2 separate regions of the Homo sapiens genome follow, and region 2 is linked to region 1. The links are chromatin loops, found by intact Hi-C in ENCODE. Cell type or tissue: heart left ventricle. All regions are shown on one strand.

What was found. Peaks named below come from ENCODE experiments on the same cell type or tissue, not always from the same donor. Only the 100,000 strongest peaks of a DNase experiment are listed, where the experiment ranks them.
Region 2: a loop joins it to region 1, with 27 times the contacts of the local background. A loop is called at or near these places in 22 of 110 quality-filtered maps.

Annotation. Positions count from the first base shown.
Region 1 is chr6:164,924,164-164,932,163 of GRCh38, reverse strand. No RefSeq gene overlaps it. Among named protein-coding and RNA genes, the nearest start is that of MEAT6, 110 kb to the right of the region's middle. In heart left ventricle, CTCF peaks have their summits at 4,434 (motif pointing right) and 5,246; a DNase peak (open chromatin) is centred at 4,423.
Region 2 is chr6:164,106,571-164,114,570 of GRCh38, reverse strand. No RefSeq gene overlaps it. Among named protein-coding and RNA genes, the nearest start is that of QKI, 700 kb to the right of the region's middle. RefSeq lists an enhancer at 6,160-6,454. In heart left ventricle, CTCF peaks have their summits at 4,399, 4,603 (motif pointing right) and 7,892 (motif pointing right); DNase peaks (open chromatin) are centred at 4,650, 5,150, 5,614 and 7,999; H3K4me3 peaks cover 1,479 bases; H3K27ac peaks cover 4,083 bases.

The DNA.
Region 1 (8,000 bases):
TTATATATGCATATATATGTATACATATATATGTAATATATATGCATATGTGTATATATGTAATATATGCATATAACATATATATGCTATATATATGCATAAATATGTTATATATGCATATATGTATGCATAAATGTTATATATGCATACATATATGTGTGATATATATATATGCATACATATATGTGTGATATATATGCATATATATATGCATATTTATACATATGTGTAATATATATGCATGCATATATATGCATATATACATATATGTGCATGTGTGTATATATGCATATACGCATATATGTGTATATATGCATATATGTAATATATATGCATATGTGTTTATGCATATATGCATGTGTTATATATGCATGTGTTATATATGCATATATGCATACATATGTGTTATATATGCATATATGTATACATATATGCATACATATGTGTTATATATGCATATATGTATACATATATGTATACATATGTTATATATGCATATATATGCATACATATATGTATACATATGTGTTATGTATGCATATATGCATACATATATGTATACATATGTGTATGCATATATGTGTTATATATGCATACATATATGTATGCATATATGTACATATGTTATATATGCATATATGTATACATATATTTATATATGCATACATATATGTAATGTATATATGCATACATGTACACATATATGTATATATATGCATATATATGTATACATATATGCATATAAATGTACATAATTATATATATACACATACATAATACATATATACACATATACATATACATATACATATATATGTGTATATGTACATATATACACACGTATATATGTATATGTATATGTGTACATATATACGCATGTATATATGTATATGTATATATATGCATGTATATATACACGCATGTATATATGTATATATACATATATACATATATACACATGTGCACATACACATATCTACATATACTTATGTACACATATATGTGTATATATACACATGTATTTGTGTATATATACACATGTATTTGTGTATATATACACATATGCATATAAATGTATATCCACACATATGTGTATATATGTACGTGTATATGTATATACACGTACATATATGCATATATACACATGTATACATATATACGTGTATATATATTTATATATGCATATATATTACATATATGTATATAAATATTCCATTAGTTCTGTCCCTCTAGAGAACCATTATATATATGAATATACAGATATATATATATGCATATACAGATATATCTGTATATGCATATGTACATATACATATATATATACATATACATATATATATATATGTATATATATATATATATATATTCCATTAGTTCTCTCCCTCTAGAGAATCTTAACTAATACAGTCTGGAAGGGAGAGAATTAGTAAGGCCTGTGGATCACTCCTCTTTCCCCAGTACCACAAAACCTCAGCTTCTTGCAGTTGTGATACTCTGGTAGCTGGTCACCTCCCTTCTCTGTAATAAATTGTATACATTGCTGTTGGAATACAGCACTGAGTGTGTATTGACCTTGCACCAAAAACACTGGTGGCTGAGGGATTAAAATCCTAATCCTGCCTGGCACTCAAATCTCTCCAAATTTGGCCTCAAACAACATTTACAATTCTTAGTCACACATATTCTCCTGCATGTACCCTCAAAAACGGTCCAATGACATGGACATCACCTTCCTCTTCTCAGACTTACCTGTTCTCTCACCTCCAGACACTTACTCAAGGTCTTCCCTCTTCCTGGAACACATGTCCACACCTCTCAGGAATTAGCGATGTTGTCTCCACCCAGCTGGGAGAAATTGCTTCCACCTCTTATACTCTCAAGATATTTAAATGATATAACTTCCAGGGCTCAATCCCTTTCTCTATTATGGAATGGTGGGGGCAGAGGGCAACATGACAAAGCCCAGTGGCTTCTGAGTCCACAGTGAACATGCAGGCTTCATCACTCTCCTTGTGTGACCTTAAACACAACATTTTAACTTCTGTCAGACACAGATCCCTCACTCCCCAAATGGAGATATTAATATCAATCTGACCGAGTTGTTCTTGGGATTAAACGTGATATTTTCTTGTACCTGGTTATGCCAGATGCTCAACAAATTTAAGTTAAACGGAATAACAGCTACAACACTGAGCAACTGTACCGTTCTTAACTGCTTTCTGGATACACGCTTATCTTAGCTTTATAACTGACGTTTGAGAGGAGCTCTGCCGCCATTTCCCTTACCATAGAGATGAGGAAACTGGGGCCAGAGAGATTAATGAGTCCTCCAAGGTCACTCAGCAGCGGAAAGGACAGCTTAACGCTCACTGTCTTGTGTTCTGATTGGAGAATCAGACTAGAGCCAGACCGCGCCTTCCCACAACCCTGTCAGCCTGGAGCCATCTTGACCCAGAAGGACCTCAGGAGAAGGGAGAAAATAGGAGTTAGGCTTTTTTTAGCCCTAGTATGCACATTAAGCAGAAAATGAGGACTTAAAGAAAGAAAACTGAGCCTGGCATGTTCCGGAATATGAAGGCAGCATTGTGGTGCTCTTCTGCAGCGAAGACAGTGCATATCACAGTGCAGACAGGCGTAGAAACAGTCCTAGCCCGTGCTTGCCTGTTTGCAAGAAAACAAATGCCATACAACATGGAAAAACTACACCTTTCTCGCAGTGTCCATTCCAGAAATGTGCAGCTGTGTTCATTGCTTAATTATTCTATCGGGAGAGGGTAGCATTGTGACTAAATCCTGGCCCTTTTTACTAAATGTTTCTCTTTAACTCCTCAGCTGGGAAGAGAGCTCAATGCATCCACCACATTCATCATGCGTTCGACACAGCACTGCCTGGCTGGTCTGCCCTGGCCAACTGGGTCTCCTCCGTGATTTTGTGTCCTTGCTAATGATGAGGGGTGTGCAGTCCTAGTCTTGCTGGCTCAGCCCCAGGGGATATTTAGCAATCCATCTTATCCCTTTCTCATGCAGAGGACATCTAACTGATGTAACTTATTTTTATGACATTAATTTTAGAATATATTTTTTTCTGTTCTAATATAAATATTCATTGGCCAATAATTCAGGAAAAATAAACAATAAACCAGGATAAATGCACAAAATAAAAAAGTGAGCCCACTAAATATATTATTGGAAATATCTATACAAACACTAGAAACGAGGATGATTTGACGTCTAGGTATTTATGAGCTCTTAAAACATTGTTTTCCAGGGGAGGCCTACGCCTGCCTACCTCCTGTTTTACACAGGGAATAGTGGTGTTCTATCTGTGAAACTCTTAGTGTTGGTTCTCTCAGCTCACCCTGTTGGATGGTATCGCAACATTAAAATATCTGTGTCTTCCATGAAAAGACCTCAAATGTATTCCTTTCTCCCCTTCACACAGCCATGAATGCAGCTCAGGAAGCAAGGGGACTTGCAGCCTCATCCCACTGTAATTATTCCACTGGCTTCCAGAGCGTCCTGAGGTTTGCAGGCTCTTTACAGATAGGTTGCTTCCATTTCTCATGCAGTGTGATCCAGCAGCACACCCAACAAGGCTGTGAAGGCAGCTCAGGGCTCGCAGCATCTCCAGTGCTCCACCACAGTCCCGCCTGCGTCGGTAAAACTGCTTAAGGCAGCGCTAATTAATGTCTCCTGCTTATCCTGCACTCCCCTCGCAGGGTATCGGGTCTCAGAATCGACTTCCTGGACTTGTATTCATTCACAATCCAAATTAGCTTAATGCACGACAGAAATCTCATCTCGACCTAGAGGTAGCAGTGAGTCTCTAGGGAGAAATCAAATACTGAGTCAATTTAAAAAAATAAAATAAAATTAGACCTACCGCATCAAATTTATTTCCAGCACCCTTGAGATGGGAAGGAGAGGAGGGGAGGCAGTGACTCTTGGTTCCTGAGAGAAGCTGTGTGTGCACACTTGGAAAAGCAGCTGCCGAACGCATTCCTGGATTTTAACTAAATTACGTTAGTGTCAAAATGCAACGTATGCATTTATTGACAGCATAGGGACAAAGAAAACAAATCGTAAAGCAACAATTTTAGATAATTACCTCAAATTTATCGCCAGTTCTGTCTCCTAGTTTCCCCCTCCGTCTCATGCCTATATTGTTTAAATGTATCAGTTGGTTAGTTCAAATAAAGCACCAAGGCATATTCAACATACCACCTGTGCTCAGGATATATTTCCCTGAGTTCCTGCCAGTCTTTGGCACGTCTGCTGCTGGAAATGAATCAGAATACAGGGAGAGGGCTAATTGACAGGTCTATGGATGCCGAAGGTAAGCTGCGACCTAAAATGAGAACTGTTCCCTTAATGAGAGACAGCAGAAGCAAGTGTGTGGCCGGGCACGCCCGTGCCTCGCCGCGGCCAGCAGATGGCAGCAGAGCCTTGGAAGCCGGCGGGCACCAGGCTCTGTTGAAAATGCACTCCTTCATTTCCATTCATCTTCACTTGTCAGAGTCTTATAAGTGCTTTCTGTAGAACTGACCCTGAAATTGCATCATTTAATCTATAATCATATATTGCCAACATTTCTCCCTTTTACCGCTTATCAATGACATTAATTCAGAGGAAACAGGGACCACTGATAGCTTTAGGCAACTCTGCAAAAAGGAGATATTCCTAACAGGCAGATACACTGCCAGGGACAGCCAGCTTGCCCGAAATAAGGAAATGCATTTTAACAGAAACGGGGGAGCATATGAAAAAAATCATTCACACTTTGTATTTCTTTCTTTCTTTGCTTTTCTTTAGCACACTTTACTTTGCACTCAAACCCGATTTTTGATTTAAGGTTCATTTGCTTAAACAACCAGTTGAATATTTCCCCATATTTAATAAGATTATTTTTTATGTAACATTTTAAAATATTCTTTCTCCAGGATATATAATCAGAAATTGATGTCTAGGATAGAATTTCACATGGTAAAAACTAGGCCCTGTAATACCCCAATTACTTTCAGCAATATCTTAGTGGTCTGATGATTGAAAAGTAGAGGCGTTTCTGGGAAATGAAAAGATTCTGTAGGAGTGATGACTGTCAGCATACATAGATTTAATTCTTTAGAGCTACACTGATGAAATGAAGAAAATACATTATTTTTCTTCTCAAACCTCTCAAAATTTCTCGGAGAGTAAAAGAATGCTTTGCTTATTAGAAAGATTGTCATGATCTGCCAAGACTCTAGATGGTACTATGGATTCACCCTGTCATTTCTATACTAACATTTGTTAAGATTCTTCTTTTTATCCACTTTTTAGGGTGTATGGGATACTTGCATGAGAAAATACACAGAAAAGAGCAGATATAAAGAATAAAAGGCAATGTAAGTTAAATCATGAGAAATTGACAGTGTCTGAAGATGATGAGATAGACGTGTGTCTAATTTTAGACCCCATAGTTAGATTGACTTTTAACTGAGTATAACAGTCAAAAATGTTCTAGAAGTACTTAATGGCATCAAGCTGCCACATTAACGTATTACGCTGAACTGAAAGGAGGTTTTCCTCAAACTCATCAGCAAATAGAAGGAGGCACCATTTGTCAGGAAGCAGGCGCCAGACTCTTCTCTCTGTATCTTGTGTGTGAACGTGTGGTGTAGGCATGTGAGAGTGTGTGTGTGGTGTTGTGAGCTTGTGTTATATGTGTGTGTATGCATGTGTGAGTGTATGATGTTCTGTGTAAATGTGTGGTGCAGGTATATGTGAGTGTGTGTGTGAGTGTGTAGTGTAGGCATGTGTGAGTATGAAGTGTTGTATGTGTGTGGTATAGGTATAGGTGAGTGTGTGGTGAGTGTGTGTGTGTGGTGTGAGTGTGTGTATGATGTGTGTGTGGTGTAGGTCTGTATAAGTGTGTGTAGGTATGTATGAGTGTGTAGTGTAGGCATGTGTGAGTGTGTGGTTATGTGTGAGTGTATAGTGTAGGCATGTGTGTGTGATGTTATATATGTGAGTGTGTGGTATAGGCATGTGTGAGTGTGTGGTGTTTTGTGTGTGTGGTGTTTGTGTGAGTGTGTAGTGTGAGCACGTGTGTATGATGTTATGTGTGAGTGTGTGATGTAGGCATGTGTGTGATGTTATGATTGTGTGTTTTGTGTGAGTGTGTAACTTAGGCATGTGTGAGTGTGGTGTTTTGTGTGAGTGTGTAGTGGTGTTTTGTGTGTGTAGTATAGGCATGTGTGACTGTGTGATGTTATGTGTGAGTGTGTAGTGTAGGCATGTGTGAGTGTGTGATGTTACGTATGAGTGTGTGGTGTAGGCATGTGTGAATGTGTGGTGTTTGTGTGAGTGTGTTTTGTGTGACTGTGTAGTGTATGCATGTGTGTGTGATGTTATGTGTATGTGTGTGAGGTTTGTGCGAGTGTGTGGTGAAGGCGTGTGTGTGTGATGTTATGTGTGAGTGTGTGGTGTAGGTATGTGTGAGTGTGTAGTGTTATGTGTGAGTGTGTGGTGTAGGCATGTGTGAGTGTGTAGTGTTATGTGTGAGTGTGTGGTGTAGGCATGTGTGAGTGTGTGATGTTATGTGTGTGTGCTATAGGCATGTGTGAGTGTGTGGTGTTTTGTCTGAGTGTGTGGCGGAGTTATGTATCTGCATTTGCATTTTAGTCTTCTTTTAATGGAAAGCAGCTCTGTGTTTCCCAATGCCCAAACCCCAGTGCACACATATGTGCCTGCAACACGCCTGGACCCCGTTTCCTCAGTCATACCTGCCATGGGTACTATTTTAAGATCATTCTGTTGCCTTCCAGGCGAACAAAGTGGATACATTGTGCCTCCTGTTGTACGGTGAGGTGAGGAAAAGGAAACCAGGTACAAAGCTGAACTGGGAGTAAGGATGACTATTTACAGAAAATATCCTGTGACTATTTATAGAGCTGTTCAGTCAGAAAAAGGTGATGCCCCGTACCTTACATGGCAATGGCCCTAGGGAAAGGGCTCCCCTCTTTAGCCCTGTTCCGGGCATGCTAAATGGTGGCCCTTGCCTTCACCTTCGCAAGGCATTTAGAACAGGGGTCTTTGGAATGTGCCCCAAGTTCCTTTTCAGGCTCTTTGTTCTGCTATTGCCCACCCACCTCCCTTCCAGGCACCCTCAACCACGAACAAACTTTACCTTTCCGTTCATGGACTATTCTTCCCCTTCCTTCCAAAACGCACACACAGGCACACGCACACACAGCTGTCGTTGAGTGTTCACTGGGTGCCAGATCCCGTCTGTAAACACCGCACTACGTGACCTCAATCTCACCAGACACTGCTCTGCCTCAGAAGACATCATCCCCACGTTACCAAAAACATCACTGGGTAAGCAACTCGCCCCAGGGCTCTCAGCCAGGAATAATGGAAATTAAAACCTATTCTCATCTCATTCTAAATCCTTTGTTGTTAGCAGCTGTGTTAACAGGTCTTGTCATAGTGTAGGAAAATCTATCCTGTTAAAAATGTACATTAACAAAATCCTAATAACCTAAAACCTCTTCCTGGGTCCTTCATCCACTGCCACCTAGTACTGCCTCATCCTCGTCATTAATTCATTAGCAAAACCTCCTGCAGCCCCTGCTTGCTGTGGTCACAGTTTTCTGTGAGCTCACAGCCATGTGAAGGCAGCCACATAAAGCCACTGATAAAACCAAGAGCGCCAATTGTGTGTCTGTGTACTTAGCAGGCCTCCAGCACACATGGCTAAGCTGTTGTGCTCCGTCCGTCTAGAGAATTGTCATGGACAGTCATGCACAGTGCAGCTTCTTTGAAATTAAGGTCTCCATCTCTGTGCGTGTGTCACAGCTATTGTCTCTAAAGTTATGAACCTTTGAGTTTGATGTTTGGAATGTCCCATATCAGGATGTCACGTATCAGATTACACAGCTACAACAGATATATAGAATATACATGTTTGTTGATTTATCTTCCTGTTCCAAAATGAAGAGATAATATTTTTCTTTCCC
Region 2 (8,000 bases), 820 kb after region 1:
ACTCATCTTTTTCATTTTATTTTTTATTTCTTACAGACAGAGTCTCACTCTATTGCCCACGATGGAGTATGATCATGATCTATTGCCCACGATGGAGCATGATCATAGCTCACTGCAGCCTCAAACTCCCAGACTCAAGCAATCCTCCTGCCTCACAAATACTCTTTATAAAGGTTAAATTTCAATTCTACTTGAAGGTATAACCAGTTCTTCCATTACTAGTTCTTTTATCACCTAAACCATCCCAACATGTCCTCCACGGTGGGAGGAAGCAATGTTGTCAGAATGGAAAAACCCTCTGTTTTTCCCCTGGACTCCAAGGACTCTTCCAGTTTCTCATTTCTACATTTGGCAAAAATAAGTAGGAGGCCTGCACGCTCATTCATGGCACAAAGTTACCCAGTGGAGGGGCAGTGGGGATGAAACCCAAGAAGAGGAAATCAGACATGTACAGAGGAAGGACCACGTGAAGCCACCTGCAGGCAAACAGAGAGGCCGTGGAGGAAACCAGCCCTGCTGACACTTGGATCTTGGACTTACAGCCTCCAGGACTGTGAGAAAATTAATTTCTGTTGTTTAAGCCACTAGGCTGTGGAACTTGTCATGACAGCCTTGGCAGATTAATATGCAGAGGAGCCACTGTTATCTCCCCATTTACAAATGGTGAGCCTGAGATGTAGAGAGATTAAGATCAAACAGCAAGAAGTCTGCAGACGCGGGACCTGACCCTAGGATCAGGTCAAAATCCACATTCCTTCCTGTAACTGGCTGCTGCTCCTTTGTTCTTTCATTGGCCAAAATGCACAGAGGGGAGGGCCCAGGGAATGGCAAGCACCCTCCCTAGACACCTAAGCACGCATGCACAGTCCCTGGCACCCCAGAGGCACACCGCTTGGGGGAAGAAAAACACACAAAAATAGCTCCAGTCTTGGGTGGAGCTTCAGTACTTTTGTGGTGAGAGGTCTTGCCAGAAACAAGGACCAACACAGCATTGCCTGGAGGGAGGCATTGATGGGGACTGGGGAGGATCCACCAGCTGGGGTCCAGTGTCCCAGTTGGCGAGAAGCAGACCCAGAAGTGACATTCAACCAAGGCCCTGTCAAACTGGAGGAGGCAGGATGGATATACCTCGATGAAGTTGAGTTATCCTGAGACAGAATATTTCCATTGGTTTTCAGATTTAAATAAGCATTAGCTGTGTAATGTCATGTTTCACACACTTGTCAGTATAGAACCTTTGTGTTAGTCTGTTTTCATGCTGCTGATAAAGACATATCCGAGACTGGGCAATTTACAAAAGAAAGAGGTTTAATTGGACTTACGGTTCCACATGGCTGGGGAGGCCTCACAACAATGGTGGAAGGCAAGGAGGAGCAAGTCACATCTTAGGTGGATGGAGTCAGGCAAAAAAGAGAGATCTTCTGCAGAGAAACTCCCACTTTTAAAACCATCAGATCTCATGAGACCCATTCACTATCACAAGAACAGCACGGGAAAGACCTGCCCCCATGATTCAATCGTCTCCCACTGGGTCCCTCCTACAACACGTGGGAATTATGGGAGGTACAAGATGAGATTTGGGTGGGGACAGTCAAACCATATCAACCTTACGTAGGTGTGCAAAGTCCATGCAAGTACCATGGTATAATCTATATTTTAATAAATATGATAAATATCAGCCCATGTATGGAAACATTCTTCAGTATATATAAAAACTCTTGTTCAGTTTTATGCTAGATAATTCTTTTTCTGAGCAACTGGACCAGCCTCTGAACCAATCGTCATCATCCTACCCAGAAAGCATTTTTGCTCCAAGGGATCTTCTAGGGGACATACGTTGGATCAGGACACGCCTCTGCTTAAGCCCTTGTATTAGTCAGTTCTCATGCTGCTAATAAAGACATACCCCAGACTGGGTAATTTATAAAGAAAAAGAGGTTTAAAGGATTCATGGTTCCACATGGCTGGGAGGCCTCACAATCATGGCTGAAGGGGAAACAAACACAACTTTCTTCACATGGTGGCGGGAAGGAGAAGTGCTGAGCAAAGGGGAGGAAAGCCCCTTATAAAACCATCAGATCTCGTGAGAACTGACTTACTATCACGAGAATAGCAGCATGGGGGTAACAGCCCCCATGATTCAATTACCTTCCACAGAGTCCCTCCCATGACACATGGGGATTATGGGAACTACAATTCCAGATGAGATTTGGTGGGGACACAGCAAACCATATCAGCCCCCCATCAGCAGAGAATACAATCCATGCAGCTGTCATCCTGAACCATGTGGTGTTGAACCTGGGGAAGCACCCCAAAGCCCCCACCATCCCAGGCACCTGCCCCCTCTTCTGCTCTTACTTGCACCACCTGCCCTAGCTGCCCCTTCTCACTGGGTCCTTCACAAGTCAGGATGCTCACCCCACTAGGACTTTGCTGGAATGTTCTATCCCAGCTCTCACTATGATCTAATCCAAATGTCACCTCCTTGGACAGGTGTCCTGACCAGAGGTGTTGCCACGGGTGCAAAGTCAACACAGCTGCATGAGGCCCACACTCAGAAGGGCCCTGAGCTTGATTTGATGCTCTCCTGGAGCCATCTTGAAATGTGTAAGTCTGAACACCACCATTCATAGTGACCCTTTTGTTCTTTAGTCCACAGCCCTTTTCCCTCTCTGAGCTGTGAGCTCCCCAGCTCCACAGCTGAGCTGAGAGTGAGCACCTGGCCAGTCTGTCTTGCCACTGTGTCCCCACACTTAGAACAGAGACACAGGGCAAGTGCTCAACAGGCATGGTCTGGCTCCATGACGAAGGAGAGGGGTGCAGTCAGGAGTCAGAAACAGGCAGAAAGGAGCTGATGCTGGCTGGGCCCCGTGCATGGCTTCCGGCTGACTTCTTACACACTGGTAGTCCCTCTGAAGTGAGATACCAACTCTTTCTCTTACAGAGAGAGAAATGTGAACTTGCCATCCCACAGTACATTCATCCCAAGTGAAGAAGGCCAAGTGAGAAACACAAGTGAAGAAACAAAAGCATACCCTGAGTTCTAACATGCCACGCCAGGAGTGTCATCCCTGTACCGCAAACCTCCCTCCCTCCTTTTTAGCAGTGTCCCAGTTGTTGCTGCCATTGAGGGAACCCTCTTTAAACATCCCTATTTAAGCCCGACTGTGCGGGGTTCTTGAGGATAGGTGGGGACAAGGGTGAGCTCCACTGGAGAATCCTGAGAAGGTCTTTTCCAGCTGCTCTGGAAGAGCTTCTGCGAGCCACTGTCTGCTCCTCCTCTCAACATTGTCTGCCCAAACGTGGGTCTCAAACCTACATCTTAGTTCGCCAGCAGCCACCAGTGGAAAGATGGGCCCGAGCGCCGCATGCTGTTGGAGATGGAGCTGTCAGTTGAGTAAATCCCAAAGCCCACCAAGTGAGGGTGGCCAGTTTCCTTGCTGTTGAAGCCCCTTTGGTTGGGCTCTCTGCCACTCAGAGGCAGCAGCTTCGTAAGATGTAATGATCATTTATCTACCCACGAGAGTGCATCAGAGAGATAGAACTTAATTTGCATTTGTCATATATTTTCTTGTATATTCAATAATGTATAATATTTTTAAATAAGCTTTATTTTTCCAAATCTTTTTCTATATTCGTGTCTGAAAGCAGACAACTTTAACGTTTCATCGTTATGTTTGCGATTATGACTGTCGAAACAAACTCATATCACAGGGTCTTTTGTAAGACAGACAACACGGTCAGGAGCGCAGTCCTGCATGCCGCACTGGCCTCCTCTCCTACTCACTTACAACCAGGACAACCTCCAGGACCTGTCTACACCTCTGCTGCTCCAGCTGTCACATGGGACTAATAATGTGGACGCCACAGTGTTCTGTGAGATTAGGTAAACTGATGCTCACACAGAGTTTCTCCAGTGCCTGGTGGGTAGTGAAAGAGCCACATGTATCATTATCACCATTGCTGCTGCCGTTGATATGAACCAAAGAGGAAGAAAAAGTGAAGAGTTGGCCCCTTCCCATGAGCGATCATCTAGATAGGGAGATAGATCATTGTTTTCATAAGATAAAAGATGCAAAAACACATGAATTGCAAACTTCGAGGGATTAAAGTGGAAGCCTCCACAAAGGGCCACGATGAGGACCTCGTGGTGAGATGGACAGAGACGCTCCTGGGAGAGGACGAACTGGGTTTACGAAGACTCTAGAAGAACCTAGAGCCTATGAAGGGTTCAGCCTTTAAATTATCCAGAGGGCAGCTTTTCACATTTTCTGAACAAAGCAGGGACAAAAACAAACAAAGTGTTTCAAGAAAATTTAGTTTAATTTTGACGCAGGTGAGGGCACAGAATCCAGAAGGCAAAGAGACCATTAAAGAGACGTCTTCAATGTCCAGGCTGGAAGGACAAGCTCGGTGGACTGGGGCTTGAATACAGCAATGATGATGATGGTAAAACTACCTCTAATTTCTCTCCCCCCTACTTATCCTCAACTAAAAACTAGCATTTTTCACTCCCAAGACTAGATAAAACACAAAAATTGAGAAAATGTTTAATAATGTAATTCTTTTTTAAAAAAAATAAAGTCGGTCAAAGCTCTTCCAACCACAAGAGGGCGTTCCTGGACCCAGCAGTGGAGCCGGGATTGCCCCGGGCATGGACGGAACTTGCACCAGGGCTGCCCACAGGTCACTTGTGCAAGTGGTTACCTGGGTAGTTACAGAAAGGAAACAGTGTCTGGCATTCACCTGCGCTTTGTGACATCATAGAATCTTAAAATCAAGGAGAGCAGCCTTGAGCTCTTATCAAACCTAAGAACATGTAGACTTATGAGAAGCAATTCAGGATTGGGACTTTTTTTGAGTGACTGCCAGGTGTAGGCAAAGCCAGAAAGCCCTGGCAACCCAAAACTGAAGGATCTGGGGCTTTCTTCCTGCAAGCTCTGCTCAGCGAGGGGCTTGTGCTCCTACAAGCTCTTTGCTACATAAGTCAAGCCAAACTTCCATTTCCCGACATGACATGGCCAAATAAGAGAAGGCCAGGTTACCAGAGATTAAAAATAGGACGTTGCTGCAGAGTCCTGGGACCGGCTGGCAAATGACACAGGAACTTTGGGAGCGCATGGACTCAGGCCAAGCGGCCGTCCTCACCCTCGGCCACCTCAGGGCAGGGACGAAGAGTAAGGTTCGCAGGAGTCCTGCCAGGAAAGGGCTGGGAGTCAGGGAAGGGTGGAGAAATCGCTTTCCTATGAGTCAAGGGACAACAGCTGTCACTGCAAAGGGGAGAAGAGCTGGAAAACTGGATCCAACCTTTCATAGAGCAGTGGCAGCTGAGTCGCAACAAACAAGCAGAAACACGAGGCCCTTAAAAAATACAGTAATTCAGGCGACATCAAAGCGGTGATTAGCACAGCTTCCTGGCGGTCTCTTTCTGTTTATTTATGGCACATTACACATTTTCATGCTATTTTCATAAGGTGTTTCTGCTGCCACAGTTCCATATTTGGGTGACAGAGTGTCTGAGACGTACCACAACTATTGGGCAACTCACCCCCAGCCACACTCGAAGTCAATGGCAACCACAAAAACAACAACCTCCCAAAAAAAGAGAAGCAAAAGAGAAAGTGTTCCAAGTGCTTCTTCCAGCAGCACGGGGACGCCCCTCCTCTGGAAGGAGAAGCAAGTGCATGGCCCTGTTGAGAGGGAGGGTGAGGTGGGGTGCAGGGGCAAACTTCGTCTTGATTCATGTTTGTAGACGGGGGAGATCAATGCCGGATTCTCACTGACATCCTGCTTTTCTTGTACCACACAGCCCAGCCTTTGATGGTGGGGATTAGTCCCAAAATTCTGGAGTTCACCACTCCTCCCGCTACACTGGCTTTATTTCAAATCTCTGTTGGTCCATGTCAACATCAGCGATGGGAGTTGAAAGAAGTAAAACAGTGACTCGTGCATTTTTCATTCTTCTCTTTGCTTCTTTCTTTTATAAAAGGTCAGGAGGATGATGAAAAGGAGACCTTTAGGAAGCAACTGCGACGTTCCATCTCATATCCACTAAAGGAGGTGCATTTCCGATTCAGACAAATTTAGTAACCATTTCCTCCAAGTCTGACTGCTCTTTACAATTAGGCTCCTGGAAAAATACATGTTGGTGTGTTTACAACATGGGAAAAATATGTCATCTCAGCATTCAGTGATAAAGCAGGTATAGGTCCCAACAGAAGCGAGGGTCAGGACAGGCAACGGGAAACATGTGCTCGCTGCTGGGTCCCAGGACTGAGTGACTCAGGAAAGCTGCTCAGACTTATCAGCTCTGATCCCTGGGACTTCAGGCTTCAAGAGATGTGGTTTGACGGGTGAGCTGAATATTCAACATGTCATCACAAGCACCAAATTCAGTGTCACCACTACTATTGGAAGCATTGACTCCCCAGCTCCTCACCATTACATTTTACTTTTCTAAAACATTGGCAACTGACAAGCTTTGGAAACCATCATTGTGTGTTTTTCTCCACCCCACCATTTATAGCCAGTGTCCCCACTTTTAGGTCTGAGACCACTGCCCAGTGGGCCTTTCCCCAAGGTGGGGGATCTAAGGACCCTTGGATTAATCCCAGGCTTTGTCTCCCACAAAAGCTTCCAAGACCAGTGCCAACATTCTTGGTGGACACCTGTTCTCTAAGAGCTGGGCTTGAGCCCAAAATGCATCCACACAGGCCACTTAAAAGCCATCCCAAGTTAACTTGGGTCAGAATTTAATCAGCCGTCTACAAATAAAGTCCATCCCATGACTCCACTCTGCAGGCATTCAGTTCTCTACAGCCTCTTATTTCCAGCCATTGCATCAGCCACAAACACACGGTGAGTTGGTGCTTGGCGAATCAGGTCCCAGCAAGACCACACCACCTTTTTCTAAATCTCCAAAGCCAAATTAGTTTGACTTTGGCGAGATCTTGAAGCACAAACATGTTGAAGCAAGAGTTCACGGAAGTGTACGTTTTTGGGTGCTGTCTTCATTCTAATAATAATAGCTAACATTTATTGAATGTCAGGTAATGGCAGTTCCAGGTAATATCTCAGTTAACCCTCCCAGGAGATCTCAGGCAGGTACATTTTTCAGATGAAGACACTGAGGAGCACATGTTTAATAACTTGCTGAGAACCACATGAGAAGTCAACAGCAGGGCCAGCCCCTGAGCGCAGGTAGACTAGATCAACAGCTCACGCTCTTAGCCACCCCACTGTGCTCCTTCCCAGGTGCGAGTCCACTTAACCTAACAAACAACCCGTAAGTGCTGTTTTAGAAATATCAGAAAATCCCTATTTCTTTGATTACAGAAATAGAATTTAAGCAAAAATGTAAAATGAAGGAATTCGTAATTCTCAGCAAAAGTCAGGTCAGTCAAATGCCCCGATATGCCTTCTTCAATTTTGAGACTGTGGTTGCTGTTTCGGTTTATTTCATCGGTGGTGGTGGTGTTTCTCAGGGTCGTTTGAGAATTGTAGGGATGAAAATTTGCAAAACAATTTCTGGGACATGAAAGACAAGAGCTGGGGGTGGGGGTGCTCCGGTGCGGCTCCAGCCCCGGTGCAGGAGTTGTCTGCCCCTTTACCTTGGGCTGCCAGGCAGGCCAGCAAAGCCAAGAAACCCCAAATGCAGTCTTCAAGGCAGAAGCCTGGGGTCAGGGCACTGGCAGGAAATTGAACCTGAAGGCAGAGAAGAGCAAAACCCCTTCTCCAGGGCTTGCAGGCCTCCCTGGTGCACGGTGCCTTTGGGATAAGACACTGGTACCTGTCAGGATGCTCCCAGGGCCCCTGGAACTTAAGAGAGACTCCAGACCTCAGCCACACCAGGGCTTAGGAAGCAAAATTCAGGATGGGGTCCACGCACCACTAGAGGGAGCCAGGGGCACGGGTGTCCACATGTCTTAGGGCCCCCAGATCCGAGGAAGGACTGAGGAGCCCCCACAACAGCTGTAGTCGCACGTTTGCACGTTCACACA